Linked DNA regions of Homo sapiens: region 1 is linked to region 2. The links are chromatin loops, found by intact Hi-C in ENCODE. Cell type or tissue: heart left ventricle. All regions are shown on one strand. Region 1 holds the start of LINC02487 (long intergenic non-protein coding RNA 2487). Region 2 overlaps AFDN (afadin, adherens junction formation factor).

Region 1 (8,000 bases), 200 kb after region 2:
TTTTTAACAGAAACATTTTAAAAGTTAAAAAAAAAAATGAAAAAATAGAAAAAAGCTTATAGAATGAGAATATAAAGAAAGAAAATAATTTTGTACAGCTGTATAATGTGTTTGTGTTTTAAGCAAAGTGTTATAAAAGAGTCAAAAAGTTAAAAAAATTTAAGTTTATAACATAAAAAAGTTACAGTAATCTAAGGTTAATCTACTATTTCGAAAAGAAAACTATTTTGCATAAATTTAATATATCCTAAGTGTACAGTGTTTATAAAGCCTGCAGTAGTTATGGTCACGACCTGGGCCTTCAGATTCACGCTCCACACACTCACTGACTCACCCAGAGCAACTTCCCGTTCTACAAGCCCCATTCATGCTAAGTGCCCTAAACAGGTGCAGCATTTTTAATCTTTGATACTGTATTTTCTATTGTCCCTTTCTTATGTTTAGATACACGAATACTTACCATTGTATTTCAGTTGCCCACAGTATTCCCCACAGTCACATAGGGCACAGGTCTGCAGCCCTGGAGCAACAGGCTCCACCACGCAGCCCAGGTGTGTAGCAGGCTGCTCCGCCCAGGTGTGTGTCGGTGCACTCTGATGAAATTGCCTAATGATGCATTTCTCAGAATGGATCCCCATCATTAGGTGACACCTGACTATATTTCAGTATAAGTGTTTGTGTGTGAATTTTTAGCATCTTACTCTTCTTAATGGTTGATTGTCGGCTCTGCTTTTAAAGCTTTAAATTTCAAAAGCCTCATAATTGCTAAAACCATGGTTTTCCTTTTTTCTTTTTCTTTTTTTTTTTTTTTTAATTGAGACAGGGTCTCACTCTGTCACCCAGGCAGTGGCGTGATCTCGGCTTACTGCAACCTCCACCTCCCGGGCTCAAGCAATTCTCCTGCCTCAGCCTCTCAAGTAGCTGGGATTACAGGTGTGCGCCACTACTGCCTGGATAATTTTTGTATTTTTAGTAGAGGTGGGGTTTCACCATTCGGCCAGGCTGGTCTTGAACTCCTGACCTCAAATGATCCACCCACCTCAGTCTCCCAAAGTGCTGGGATTACAGGCATGAGCCATGGTGCCCGGCCATCATTGTTCTTTGTGATCTATGATAAATAGAAAGCAAATAAGTTAAACTTATCAAGTACTATTTATTAAGTGCTTGACAAGTGTTTCCCAGGTGTGGAAGACATATCATTGGTGTTTTGAGAAATCATTTCAGGTAATGCATGCAGAATAGTTTGATTTTAATGGATATTAGGGGAAAAAAGTACTATATTTTAAAAGAAAGTACTGCAGGCCCATGCTTTGGTAATTATTTTTACTTAAGAAAAATGCTATGCTGAGTTTTTAAGTTGAAAAGTGAGTCAACTTAAAAAAAGCATAAGGTAAATAACACTGTATGTGGTAAGAAAACATAGTTAAAAGTATGGTGATAGAAAACAGTTACTAAAGCTTGAGAATTGGAGAGCATGAATCAAACATACTCTCGAACCGAAGAGCTTATTTTCCACATCATGCATCTTTTTTTGAGTCTTTTTTCTTTAGGGTACCATGTGGCATATCTTACTCTGGCATTTGTGAATGGGCTATATTCTCTGCCGTCACTATCTTTGTCATTTTACAACATCACACAGCTTATTTAAAGTTACACGACTGTGTATGTTTAAGCTTTTCAAAATAATTACCTAACGTATTTGTGAAATACCACTCCATGAGACGCGGTGTGTGTGTGTGTTTTGGGAGAAAGGCCGCGGAAGGACATTTACTCTCCTCACGCTCCCGTGCTCCCCGTCTGGCCTTGCACTCATTTAATCCGGGGTTCCTGTTCCTGATCGTTTCTTTAGCCAAATTTTTATTTTGTAGATTTTATAGGAACTGAGTATCATAAATAGATTTTGAAGTTTCCTTCCTCCCTTCCTCCCTTCTTCCTTTTCTCTCTCTCTGTCTCTCTCTCCCTCCCTCCCTGCCTCTCTCTCTCTCTCTCTCTCTCTCTCTCTCAGATGGATTCTCGCTCTGTCACCCAGGCTGGAGTGCAATGATGTGATCTCAGCTCACTGCAACCTCCGCCTCCCAGGTTCAAGCTATTCTCCTGCCTCAGCCTCCCGAGTAGCTGGGACTACAGGCGCCCGCCACCACGCCCGGCTAATTTTTATGTGTAGAAATTTCTTATGCCACTTATTTTAACCAGTCTCTGGGGACTTGGCCAACATTTCTATAGCGGGACTTTTACATTTTTGAGCTAATCTTTGCTTCTTATCTCAGTTGACTGAATGTATTTTGCAGTTCATTTTCCCAGGAAGGTGTATACTTTGTATGCTCTTGCATATTTGACATAATTCCTACGCTTTTGATTAAGTTCTCTCTATTGACCAGCAGGCAAGAACGCGATGTCAAACATACAAGCCTGTCTACACAGGGAGGAAGATTTGCCTGTGCTGGGCCCTGAGGACCACATTTTCCCTCCTCCCTGGACTCTGCTGTTCATCGGGCTCTGGTGCCCAGCACTGCACAGTGGAAACCTGAGGCCATCTTCGCCTGCATGTTTTGTGTGTGACTCTTTTCTCCTGAGTGCTGAGAGTATTTTGCGAGTCACTTCCTCACACTGACTCTGGGATAGGTAAAGGCGAGGCGAGATGCATTCGCACTGCTCTCCACAGCTCCTTATTTGGGAGCCCCTAGTCTCATTTCCACAGGGGACACACAATCATCTATGATGTGATATTCATGCTCTACAATTCTCCAACTTTAGTCTTTTTTTCCATCACCATAATTTTAGCTGTATTTTCTTACCACATACAGCATTATTTACCTTATACTTTTTTAAGTTAATTCACTTTTCAACTTAAAAACTCAGTATAACATTTTTTCTTAAGTAAAAGTAACTACCAAATCACGGACCTGCAGTACTTTCTTTTAAAATACAGTACTTTTTTCCCCCTAATCTCCTAATAGGCCTAGAAGATAACATTTCCTTGTACTAATGGTTCTGAAGGACAACTTAAAACAAAAACATGAGGGTTTATGACCCTGACTGGCGCTCTGTTCCCGAAGACACAGGCTCCTGGAAGCTCCCTGGGGATGGCCCCTCATCCAGGGTCCCCTCCACCGCGAGGTGCGGAGGAAGGTCTGTGGCTGACTCCAGTTTCCTCCAGCGGTCGTGTGCTGGATTTTTTGGTTCTAGGACTGCGGGTAAATGGATTTTAGCCATGAAAGGAAATAGGTGGTGCTTTCAGCTACAAGAGACAGAAACTCTGACTCAAGCTGCTTTTAAAAGAAAAGAGGAAATGTCTTACTTCACACACCAGGAAGCAGGAAGCACAGGGCGGGTGTCACCGTGGGAGGGGGATGAGCCAGGGCTGAGCCGTGGCATCAGGCTGGGCTCCTCTCCCCACCCTTGCTGTCCCAGGGCCAGCTTTGTCCCCAGGCTGGCTCCTGCAGTCAGAGATGAGAAGAAGCTTTGGGTGGTGTCAGAGACAGGACTCAGCCCCAGCCACGGGGAACCTGAGTCCTTCTCTCTAGCCCGACTGGGCTGATGTGAGCCCCGTCCTCACCCAGGACCCAGCACTTTCCTCAGAGGAGGCACCGTCAGGCGCTGAGCTGCATGGCTGTGGCTCTGCCAGAGCACAGCGTGTTAGAACCGCAGCCCCCGCACCACAGAGCTCGGAGTGGGCCCTGCAGTCCACTTGAAGCCAGGTCCCCAGATGTTTCTGATGTGTGCCAGGCTGGGGACCAGCCAGTCAGGCTAATCCAGCTGGCCTCCCTGCAGCTGGGGGAGGAAACCCCACAAGATGAGAGGGTGCGAGGATGGGTAGGAATTTGAACACAATCTTGGTTTTGTCAGCAGGAAGAAGTGGTCCCTGTGGCTGCAGCTGGGGGGAGACTTCTCACATCCCCTCCGTCTGTGTTCTAGTTGGGGAAGAAGCGGACAGTGGAGGCTGGGGACCCAGCTCTACTCACAGGGCAAGTGTGGCAGAGGCCCCAGCGTGGAGCCTTTCCGTCTGGGGCCATAGAGCCCCCAGCGTGGGGCCTTTCCGTCTGGGGCCATAGAGCCCCCAGCGTGGGGCCTTTCCGTCTGGGGCCATAGAGCCCCCAGCGTGGGGCCTTGCTTTCATGCTGGATCTGGGAATCTAGACAGCAGCCAGGGAGGGGGCCGTCTACAGTCTCCTAGCTCCAGGCTTTGGGCTGCTTGCAGGAAGAGTTGGTTCTGCAGAGCAGGCTCCACGTCGTATTGCCCTGCAGGCCGTCCAGTGCTTGGGGGATGGACTGTGTCCTAGACCCTAGACCTGGTTGCTGCAGAGGGAGGGGCTGGAGGCACGGCATCCGGGCTGGTGGGGACAGGTTCTGGACACTGCCCCATGGTACTCAGCTGCGGGCACACACAGCCTGTTCCTGCCTGGTGGGGAATATTGCTGCCTGGCAGGGGACGTGTGGCCCTGTTGATGTCAGACCCTCTACCAGCAGAGGGTTCTCCTCTCCCCGCCTGCTCTTGCCTGACACGCAGGCCATCATGGTGGTTGAGTGACATAGATGGAGGTGCGATGGGGGCCACTGCAGCCCCCACATGCTGGGCTCCCCACACTGCCCTCGCAGTGCTGTGATGGTCTCCATGACACCGCCCAGCTCTTCCCACGGGTGCCATGACATCTCCTGGGACTCGCGTGTTTCTCCTAAAGGTGCCTCTTGCTTCTGCCTTGGGTCGCTTAGTGGCTGATCCAGGCTGGAGCATCCCCGTCTGAGAGCAAGTGGTTTTTTACTAGTCCTCTTCCAGGCTACCCACCAACCCATCCCCAGGGCCTGGTGGTTAAGCATCTGGTACCCAAAAACAGACAGCCTGGGTTCAAACCTCAGCTGCGGTGTAGACTGACCATGTGACCTCTGCAAGCCTTCTAATTGCCCTAATTCGCAACTCCCTCATCTGGAAAGGAGGGGAAATTGTAATTCTCTTATGGTGTAGGTGTTACATTAAATAGTGACCACAAAGTGCCTAGGAGGTGAAAAGAGCTCCAAATGGGTAACAATTTCTACCCTCCTGCAGTTCCCTGGGTAGGGATGGGCACAGGCCGGGGAACTCCTTACGAGGGTCTGTGAGCTCTGAGGCACCTGAGACCTCATTGCCCTGACCCGTAGGATGGACTCCGGTGGCAGAGGAACTGGAGGCTGGTAGTTTGGACACAGACCTGTTTACAGCCTTCGAACCTCACTTTAAAGAAATTTCTGCCCTTGCACCTAGCTTATTGCTCAGGAAAGTAGAAAAGCGAAAAGCCTTTTCCTGCTGAAAATCAATGGCTCTCTTTAAAATATTAAAAGAACAGACAGGAGGAGATGGCACGCCACGATGGCAGGGGCAAGGCCACCGCCCTGAGGCTGCAGCTCAGAACAGATGCTCCGAGTGCAGCCAGATGGTGTGATTGAAAGGAAGAGAGCGGCCAGCAGTTCCAGAGTGGCCGCCTGGAGACAGCCCTCAGAGGTGCAGCTCTGCCAACACTCACGGACCCACGGCACTGACTTGCCATCACCAAGAGAATATTCTGTGATTCATTCATGAAACAAAGGTTTTCGTGGTATGTGAATGTTGTGTAAGGATTGTGAAGGATATAAAGAAGTTATTTCGATTATCTCAGTGTTTCCTGTCAGTATAGATCATGTGTGCACAAATCTTATAATAAATGAAATTAGTTTTGCATTTCTGAGTGCTTTGTTTGAAAAAGATACCCTGTAGTATATGATAAAAAGTAATTCTTTGCCAAAACAAAAAGAATCCTTCGCCAAATGTGTCTTTCACAGCCCATACTCCTCCCCCTACAAATAAAAGTCCAAAAAAAAGAAAAAGAAAAAAAGAAAAAAGAGAGAGAAAAGAAAGCGAGAATGTGGCCCTGCTGGTTCGTGTAACAGCAATAATCCTGAAGATGAAGATTCTCAGTAGAGAAACAGATCACATATAGCCAGAAGTGTCAGGATAAATCCCTTCTTATTACAAAGAACAATAGCAATTTTAAAAACTCATATAAAGATAACTTTACATTAAAAAACTCTTTATTGCTTTTTTCCTGTCCGTAAAAGAAATACAGCCTAGTTAAAAATATCAAACAAAAAAACCTAAACAGTGGAGAAATGGAAAAAGATCAGAAATTAAATACTTCCATCATCTCCACTGCCCCTCGAGCCAGAGCCTGGTAAACACCCTTCACGTTTTGTTTCTCGCTGCCTGTTCTGAGACAAAGGTGGCACATGAGTTCATCCTTATAAGAACTGGATCATGCTCTACATATGGCTCTGGCACATTTTTTTAACTTAATAATATGTCTCAGACTTCTTTGCACATCAATGCCTATTGATCTATTTCATTCTTTTTAATGGCTGCCTTGCATGGCTCTACCATGATTTATTTAACCAAATCCCTGTTGATTGACATTTGGGTTCTTTCCAATTTTTGCTATTACAGACAATGTTACAATAGAGATCTTTGTCTGTAAATCCTTGTGGACTTCGTGAATATTTCTTTGGACGAATCCTCAGGAGTGAAGTTGCTTGGTCATAGAGATGTGCGTGAGCGTGCACCCCCAGGCTCCACGCCCACCTTGCCCTGCCCTCCCCCATCAGAGGATGGGAAGGGGCGGGGGAGTTGAGGTAGGCCTTTATAAGGAAGCAGAAAGCTTGGTCTTGGTCTATGGTTGCAGCTTTTAGGAGGCCACGGCTTTTACTCCCAACAGGCCCACTGAGACTAATGGGGCCACACTACTGGGAGGGGGGTGAGAATTAACTCATTAAATGAGCATCATTCTGCATAATTGTGTGAAATACGGATTTTATTGTGAGTGGAAGGCCTTGCAAACGAAGGACAGAGACTGTTTCTTTCATGTTTCAGCAGTGTTTCTCAAAGCATGGTCTTTAGACCGTCTGAGTGAGAAACCCCGGGGCAATGATTTCGCTGGTTCCCAGTCAGATCTGCCACTGCCGAATCTGTGATGAGGCCCAGAAAGCTCCTGACAGACGGTGCCTCTGTGTGCAGCAACAGGAGACCACGGCGGTCTCACCTGGTGAGTGGCGACTGCGTGTATTTCTCGTGTTCTTCGTGTTTGTGGACTTCCCACCACCACCTCATTCTGTTCTCTCCATTTGTCATGATTTTCCTTGCCTTTTTTTTTTTTTTTTTTTTTAGTATTTAGTTTTTTGTCTTTGATTGAAATGATTGTGTTTTATTCTCTCTTTTCCTTCAGGGCCTAGAAGTTGTATCTATTATTTTAGTGCTTACTCAAAAAATTTTAGCCTATTGCACATAATAAGACCTAAAAAACCAATATCCATACCCTGCTCTGAAGAACAGGTGGACCTCAGAACACTTTAGTATCTACAGCCCTGACTGACCTTCTTTGTTACTGGGCTGGCATTGTAGTTTCAGGCTGTTATTAAGCCCTTAGAGTCTTCATGGCTGCCACTGTTGTTTTTGTTATTATTATTATTATTGATTTTTTTATCATCAATGTTCACATTTACTAATATTTTTGTATATCGCATTACTCAACATTCCTAGTGAATCCCATTTTTCTTTCTGGTTTTAATTTGCTTCTTACTCAGGAAACTCTTCCACAGTTGTCATTTCAGCAGCGCTCCACAAGTGGTAAGTTCTTCTAGACATTGTCCAAAAATGTCTTTCTTGCTCTCCCTATTAAACAGTAGTTTAGCTCAACATAGTTTGTGGGAAATCTGGTGTCAGTCCAATTGCCAGAAAAATTATTGTCGTTTGTTGTACTAGTAATATGCCTTTTCTCTCTGTTTTTTTTTTTTTCTTTTTTTGACTGAGTTTAGCTCTTGCGGCCGAGGCTGGAGAGCAATGGCGTGAACTCAGTTCACTGCAACCTGTGTCTTCTGGGATCAAGCGATTCTCCTGCTTCAGCCTCCAGAGTAGCTGGGATTAAAAGCACCCGGCACCATGCCCAGCTAATTTTTTGTATTTTTAGTAGAGATGGGGATTCACCATGTTGGCCAGGCTGGTCT
Region 2 (8,000 bases):
TGAGATGAAGTCTCACTCTGTTGCCCAGGCTGGAGTACAGTAGCACAATTTCGGCTCACTGCAACCTCTGCCTCCTCAGTTCAAGTGATACTCCTGCCTCAGCCTCCCAAATAACTGGTATTACAGACAAGGGCCACCATGCCCGGCTAATTATTGTATTTTTTGTAGAGATGGGGTTTCACCATGTTGGCCAGGCTGGTCTCGAACTCCTGACCTCAGGTGATCCGCCCACCTCAGCCTCCCAAAGTGCTGGGGATTACAGGCATGAGCCACCACGCCCGGCCCGATCATATTTTTTTTTTTAACTATACAAGAAACGGAACATAAAAAACCAGGTTATTTCATTATGTAAGTCTATCCAGGCAGCAAATGGCATATAAATGAGGTGTACAAGGTTGAAGTGCCGGCGGCCCTATTTATGGACACAGGGAAAGTGACACATGAGGAACAGCGGTGAGCTTCTCTCCTATTTGAAAGTCAATCTGATTATTTTTGTAAAGCACATGAGTATCACTACTTAGGCTACAAATTAAAAAGTGGGACATTTTTGATAATGTTAGCATGCAAATCAAAAATTATCCTAGTTTAAACTGATTCTTCAAATATCTCAAAATATCAAAATTTCTAAATATGTCACTTTGAAAACCTAACTCATAAGCAAAATCTCATTATGAAGATTGAAGAGTCTAACAAGCTGGGACCGACTACATTCTTCAGCACAAATGAAGGGTGAATGCAACTCACTGGTCCCAGCTCATTGGAGAGTGCCCTCCCCACCTCCACAAAAAAAAGCCCTAAAAACACCTGGAAACCAACAAGGATGAATTAGTATTTAAATTTCCTGGATTTCTGCAAAACATAATTTAAAAAGAATGAAATGTCCCGTTATAATACTTGAAAAATATTAATATATGGTCTAATTTCAAAGCAGCATGGTAATGGGAAACTTTTATTTACACTCAACCAATAGAAAGAAACAAGGAAGTAATGTAAAAGTTGAAAACAACTTTTCAGATTAGAAGAGCAGGTACAAATTTCTCCTCTATCTCACCACTAAGAAAATAAAACCATTTTGTAATGCAAAATAATACCATGCTTTAAAATAGTAACTTTTGAAAGAGTAAAAGTTTTTACTAAAGGCCAAATAATTGTCAATTTTCTGCACACAACTTTCTGCAATATATTACCAATATTCTGAAATTAAATACTCATAATCTATCACCAAGATATTCACAAAAACATGGAAATGCCCTGCTGGCTCCCATCAGTTTGAGTGGGAGATTCAGTCCAGCTATCGGCTCTGACAACAGGAGTAACAATGACAGCAGGCCAGCTTCTCTGCCACCTACCAAAGCTGCACACAGCAGTGTCCACCCCTAACTTCCTCTTGTGGGTAGTATGTGAGTAGAATCAAAGCCTTCTTGATTCCACTTACAATTATCATCCTAGAACAACAAATTTCCACCATGCAAAATTCTTTAACTTTTCCCACCAAAGCTACCTCTTTCAAGTTTTAACATGGCTCATTTTTACTGCAGGCTGGATATGTGGACAAGACCAACCAAAGTGACTTTATAATATGACTTTGAAATTATCAAACTATGGCCTTTGACTGTAACAATCATGGGTCGCTCCTCCCAGCATTCAGAGAATAGTAGCTCATGCCCTGGGTACTTGATAATTGTAAACTAGATTAACAAATCAGTTAATGAGTCAGTGTATCACCGGGAGGCCCTAAAATTCCCAAACTATCAATATCAAACTTTGCCACTCGTTTATAACCATCAGTAGGATTTGAAGACACACTATGAAATCTGCATTGGAGGGTATGTGAGTTATCTAGCCAGAATCTGTCACAATCGTTTGACACTAGAGCAAAATTAATGTTCCTAAAAAAACAAGAGTCCTTTCTAATTTATGGATGGTATGTTCAGCCGCCAAGCAGCTTTTACCAGATTTGCCAGAAAAATACCTAACAATAGTAACAAAATTTCACAGCACATTCTCCTCATTGAAACCTAAGCCATGTTCTTCAATGATCTCTGCTGCTGGCCAGAAATATGGTAGGAAGAGACATCTGCAGGCTTCCAAAGCAGGATCCACATGGCAAAAATACAGTAGGAGATTGTCTCACACATATAAAAACATTACAAGCAAAACCGAAGGGCAGACTAGGTGTGGGACACAGGCTGCTACTAGAATTGTGTTTATACAGAGAACAGAGATGGACAGTAACACTAGGAGTAACACATGTCACAAGAAATATATTACAACTCAAGAATAAAGGGCATTTGTATATAAGGGCAATAACTACAGGTACTATTGAGAGACCACATGTAACACACAGCGGAAGAAACTGTTTCAGACAATACATAATCTCTTTGGACAAACCTCAGTGAGCCTAAAAAATAAACAGGGAGTCAGGATATACCAGATCAAGATTTTTGATGCTGAAGGGAAGAAACAGGGCTGAAGAAAAGCTGATGATTGAAATGAACATCTAAGCATGAAATCATGACTCGCTACTGAAGGGAAGAGCCCATGTAAAGCTAATGACAAGGGACAGGAAATAGGGACACGGCTGATCAATGAAAAACATCACCTTCAGAAAGAAACAGTTAAAAGCTGTGAAGAATGGAAGGATGGTGTTTAAATACACTAGTTTAAAGATGAAAGTGTTAGAAAGAAATGGATTTTCTTGGGAAGCAGGGAGGAAAAGCACATGCTGGTTTCCTTGGATGCCACAGGTATGGTCATTTGCTGACACTTGGGGTGCAAGGTGAGGTGAGCAGCTGGGGATGGATCTTAAACAGCTGTGAACTTTACAAATAAATATATGTGATAACCCACCAAGTATTCATCTTGGAGAAAGACATTAATTCTAAATAGTCATATGTGGCCCAATGTGTAAGGTCTGGGTGGCTAATCAAAGGCATGCCGTAGAACAAAACAATGGGAAAGGCCAAGCAGGGAAGACCACGCGGGTTCATGTCTGTGCTTCAGGAAGAAAGCCTACAATCTAGGGGAGTTTTCAGTTGTTTTAAGCAGCATGAAAAATAGACAATGAAGTGGCTTAACAGGATGTTTTAAAAAGTAAAACCAAAGGAGAAGTCATATTCCCTACCTACAAAAAAATTTTACTAGATAGTCATTAAGAAAGGCTTTCTGTTTTCCCTTACTAAGCCCACAATGCAAGTCTTCAGAAAAGCACTAGGTGGAGCTAAAATATTCTGAATTCCTTAAGAGATCTTAATGTGTTTCATTATCAGTCACAGAAAAGAATACTTCAAAAAATTTTATAATCTTAGTTACACTGAATAATTACAAAGAACACCATGTTTTTTTCACAAAAGAAAAGGTACTGTTTTAGTATACTGGCTAAAAAACAAAGTTTAAATATAAACAATTTAAAACCAGTGAGAAATTCCAATTTTAAGACAAAGTCAAGACCTTTCTTCTTTCCTCTAAAACCAACCCAAGTTAACAATAGGAACCAAAATCACAAACTTCACTTTGATATTTTTTTAAAAATTGAAACAAAAATAAAAAGCCAAGATATCTATGAATAATCTGAACTACTTTAAGTATAATCAAAACATTTTAAATCTTAGGGTTAATCTATTTACCCAGGTTTATGTCTTGGGCCCTTAACCATCAGGCCTCCATCCACAGATCTTTTTGCAAGAGCATGATCCTGACTGGGGTCCACAAACTTAAATACATGGGACGCCCCAAACTGCACTTTCATGCCACTCTGCAGCATGGTGGTTTCTGAGATGCGCTGGCCTTCCACGTAGGTTTCTGCGTCCATACTTCTGGGCGTCACAGTGACCACTCCATCCATGTTGGTAAGGTCACAGTGATGGGGCTGAATTCCTGGGCCAAACAACTGGAAACCGAAGGAAACCAAAGAAACTCCCATCATGAAGTTCACAGCATTTAAACACAGAATGTTAAAACCGTGAGTACCCCTTTTATGACAAATATAACCTAATAAGCTCTGGATTTTTAGTGCCTTTTAAAGTGGATTTCCCTCAATCGTATAAAAATAATTAAACTGTCAAAAAAAAGTCAAACCAATCAGACCTTTTATTTTTAGTACCCAGTGACTTAAGGCATACTGTAACTTTGCATTAAAAAGCATACAGTTGGCCAGGCGCGGTGGCTCACGCCTGTAATCCCAGCACTTTGGGAGGCCGAGATGGGCGGATCATGAGGTCAGGAGATCGAGACTATCCTGGCCAACATGGTGAAACTCCGTCTCTACGAAAAATACAAAAATTAGCAGGCGTGGTGGCGCGTGCCTGTAACCCCAGCTACTCAGGAGGCTGAGGCAGGAGAATTGCTTGAACCAGGGAGTTGGAGGTTACAGAGAGCCGAGATCGTGCCACAGCACTCCAGCCTGCTGACAGAGTAAGACTGTCTCAAAAAAAAAAAAAAAAAAAAAAAAAGGCATACAGTCATCTTAACCAATATTTGTTAGATGGTTAATGGACAAATCTAAACAGATCATTAGCATTAAAGATTCCTATTATTATTTTTAGTGTTGTGCTAAGAAAGAAGAAATGGTAGAATTGAAAATGATATTAACAATCTGAACCCATCATCTTACAAATTGAGAACTAAGTACAGAGCAAGGGTGATTCGCCTGAATTCAACTTCAAAGAAGTGACAAATTCTGACTTCATTTATTCAAATAATGTGTTAAGCTCTGTTTTAAGTACTTGAGAACCATATTAAGCTAAATTTAATTAGAATTTACCGAATGCCTAATGCTATGTGGTCAGACCTCCAGTGATAAGCACTTCTGCATAGGTTATATCCTGTAATCCTGAAATAGACCTATAAAAGTATCATCACCATCTTTTAGAGAAAAGGAAGCAGTTTCAGAGCAATGTCATCACCAGCCCAAATTTCTAGAGGTGGAACTTGAACATAAACTCACATTCTGCTGTTTCCACACTAAAGCAGAGAAAAGTGACCCAGAGTAGATAAATTATTTATATTTAAATACAAGTCGGTAATTATAATTCCTTCTTTCATTACCATGTGGCAGGCTCTGTACAATACGTTATGCCTCCTGGAATGTCAGAGTTGCAGCAGGAAGCTCAGACTACGTACCTGGATAGAGTTGTCATCCAACTTTTCTGTCCCAACTTCAGTAACACTTAACTGAAGGCGGTAAAGCTTTGGCTTATCTCTAGAGTCAGAACCATCTGTGAGAAGAGAAGGAAGACAGCTCTATTTGCAAAGTCTAATATTACTGTCATGTTATTTCCAACAAACAAAAGGTTATCTCAGGCACTACAGTTCTCATTTCTCAGGATTTCTTTTCAAAAAATTCTCCAAACTTATGTAACACAATTTAACAAACTGGATACAGAAAATTCAAAATAAGAAATAAACGTATCAGTTTCTGATTAACACAAAGTGCTAACACTAGCATTAATTCCACCACATTCTTATTACATTGAAAAAGGCTTCTCTACCGCACTGCCCTGGACGTTTGTTAATGATTCTGAGGAGCAACTGTAGTAGCAATATGAAGCTCATCAAAGACACACAGGCCTTCCCTTCGGACCAGATCTTTCCTGCAGTATTCTTGCTGCCCTTATGGCACACAACACAATACAGGTTGAGGGCACAGCTAAATCACTGACGGAGGTTTTTAAATGTGCAGTTCTCATAGCGCTCCCCAGACCTGGATGAAAATCCTTGGGGATGAGGCCTAAGCATGTGTCCTCTGAAAAATCACCCCAAGTAATTCTGCTGTCCATTACTGATCAAGAATTACTGTTAAAAGTGGTTAGCTCCCTGGAGTAGAACTGGAGTAAAAGGAAGACTGGGTTTTTTGGCTTTTTTTTTTTTGTCATTTTATACCTTTATGAACTGTTGGAATGTTTAATTTATATGAGCATGTGTTTCCATGACAGGGAAGGGGTGAGGAGGAGGAGGAAGCTGCTCTGCCGAAGCCCTCTAGTCCCAATACACCTAGACATGTTTTCTCACTCTTCACCTACTGTATCCCAGATGAGGACAATGTCACTTCATTACCTTAACTAAAAATGAGGTATTCTGATTTCAGAGTTGACATATGAGAAAATGTGCCTTCCAGAACCCATGAATGATGATGTAACTGCAGAGCTTAGCACCTGCACCATAGCCATGGCAGTCAGTCTAGTGTGGCAAGCACACCACCCACCAAAGCTTAGGAAAAGGCCAAACCAGTAAGAGTCGCCAAGATCTGCTTTATGAGTGCCTTATAACTTTCAAACCCGCTGATTCCATTACCTGTTAAAATCTCTAGTCACTGCAATTAGGAACGTAAGCTTTGAGAGTTTCACACGTTAAACAGTTTGGAGTATGAGCGTGCACAGAGTTTGAGACTGCTAAAATCTCTCAGCAGTGGTACCGCTAAACTCTCACAGACAAAAGACACCATAAAAATGCAAGTCCTGTTAGAACTGATGTTAATTTTAGGGTACACAAAGTTACATTCTAATGACAAAATTTTCTATTTCTGAAATACTTCAGAAATCTGTGACATCGAGTAAAGGTAAGATGAGACTGAAGTACCTGAGAGACACTAATGCCTAACACCCATTAAGAAATTGTTCATCATCTGTGCTGCTTCACATCGTGTTGAAACATTTATTTTCAACTCTAACTGCTCTAAAGTCCTGATCTGAACAAGACATCAAAATCATCTGGGGCTTTTCCTGGACATAGGTAGCTCCCTTCTAGACCTGCTGAGTCCAAATCCTCCAGTAATGTTTACTATTTTGTGTGTTTTAACCACCAAAGGCAGTTCTAATGAACCCCCCTAGTTAAGAAATGTGTCCCCCTTATCTACTCCCAGAGCACCCCATCTGTTACATTAATTGTACCACTAACCGTATCGTATGATGATTTCCATCTACTTATCTCCCTCATCTCTGAGCTCCCTGGTGGCTAGGTTTACAAAAAAAAAAAAATTTTTACCCTGGCACTGATCACTCCACATACGGTCCATAGTTAGCAATCAATAAAGACTTGATGTGTCAGCAGTGAATACTTATATAAAAATAAAGAAAACTGAATGCAATATAGTCACAGAGAAATGACACAAATAAATTATAAAGAAAGCAAAAGCAGTAAATAAGTAATCATGTGTGAAACAAGAACATTTCAACGCAAAGTTAAAAACAGAACATGAAAAATGTGTTTAGAGATGAAAGAAAAATTCACATTCATATTCTTCCGAATTCTGAATGCTTCTGAAAGGTCTCTTATGAGACAATAAAGAGCTATCACACACCTTTCTACATCAACAGATTTCAAAACAGAGAAAGGGAGAGACAGAAGCTGCTTTCTCAGTCTCTCCCTTCTCCTCACCTCACCATGGTAATAGAAATTTGTCAACAGATAGAGAGATAAACATCCTTCCCAGGCTCTCTTATTACTTCACAGTAATAATAGGAAACCATAGTTAAAGCTGTTACAGATTTTGAAGAACCTAAATGGTGGCCACAGGATTCAGTGGATAAAGGGATGTTTGGTTTGAGCTGGGGAGGAAAGGGAGAGTGCAGTAGTCCATTCCCTCTCCAAATTAGAAGGACAGTTATCTCACAGGGAGTAACATATAAAACCGTTGCCAAAAACAAAAATCCCAAATTTTCTCCCCTTCCTCAACAAGTATTCTACAAATAGTCAATTTCTGCCCAAAGTGCCTGAGTCTCTTTCTTCCCCGTAGATAATGACAATAAATCTGGAGCACCTTGAAGAGCAGAGACAAATCTAAGTAACCCCACAACAGACAGTAACGGCACTGCTACCAGAAAGTTTTCCTATTCTACAGATGAAGGGAGGCAGACTGGCTGAGCACCGCCCAACGAGTGCTTTGAAACAGCACTCTGTCTTTACTCCCCAGCATCCCTCCACAGCCACTGCTGCTTTTGCCTTCAGTTCCTTCCCAGGGTGAACCTGGGAAAATAAAGACACAAAACAAGCTTCCAGTAAAT

Evidence for each region. Hi-C counts contacts between places; a loop is a spot of excess contacts. Peaks named below come from ENCODE experiments on the same cell type or tissue, not always from the same donor. Only the 100,000 strongest peaks of a DNase experiment are listed, where the experiment ranks them.
Region 1: a loop joins it to region 2, with 2.4 times the contacts of the local background. A loop is called at or near these places in 4 of 110 quality-filtered maps.

The regions. Positions count from the first base shown.
Region 1 is chr6:167,694,958-167,702,957 of GRCh38, reverse strand. LINC02487 (long intergenic non-protein coding RNA 2487) reads left to right here and starts at 6,669. Exons shown (of 7, transcript NR_117092.2): 1 at 6,669-6,754; 2 at 6,871-7,042; 3 at 7,581-7,623. RefSeq lists enhancers at 3,290-3,439, 3,580-3,659. In heart left ventricle, no CTCF peak of the experiment used is centred here; a DNase peak (open chromatin) is centred at 3,367; H3K4me3 peaks cover 832 bases; H3K27ac peaks cover 1,967 bases.
Region 2 is chr6:167,894,094-167,902,093 of GRCh38, reverse strand. It overlaps AFDN (afadin, adherens junction formation factor), which reads right to left. Exons shown (of 34, transcript NM_001386888.1): 10 at 5,122-5,216; 11 at 3,627-3,889. Among named protein-coding and RNA genes, the nearest start is that of AFDN, 71 kb to the right of the region's middle. RefSeq lists an enhancer at 7,806-8,000. In heart left ventricle, a CTCF peak has its summit at 3,207 (motif pointing right); no DNase peak of the experiment used is centred here.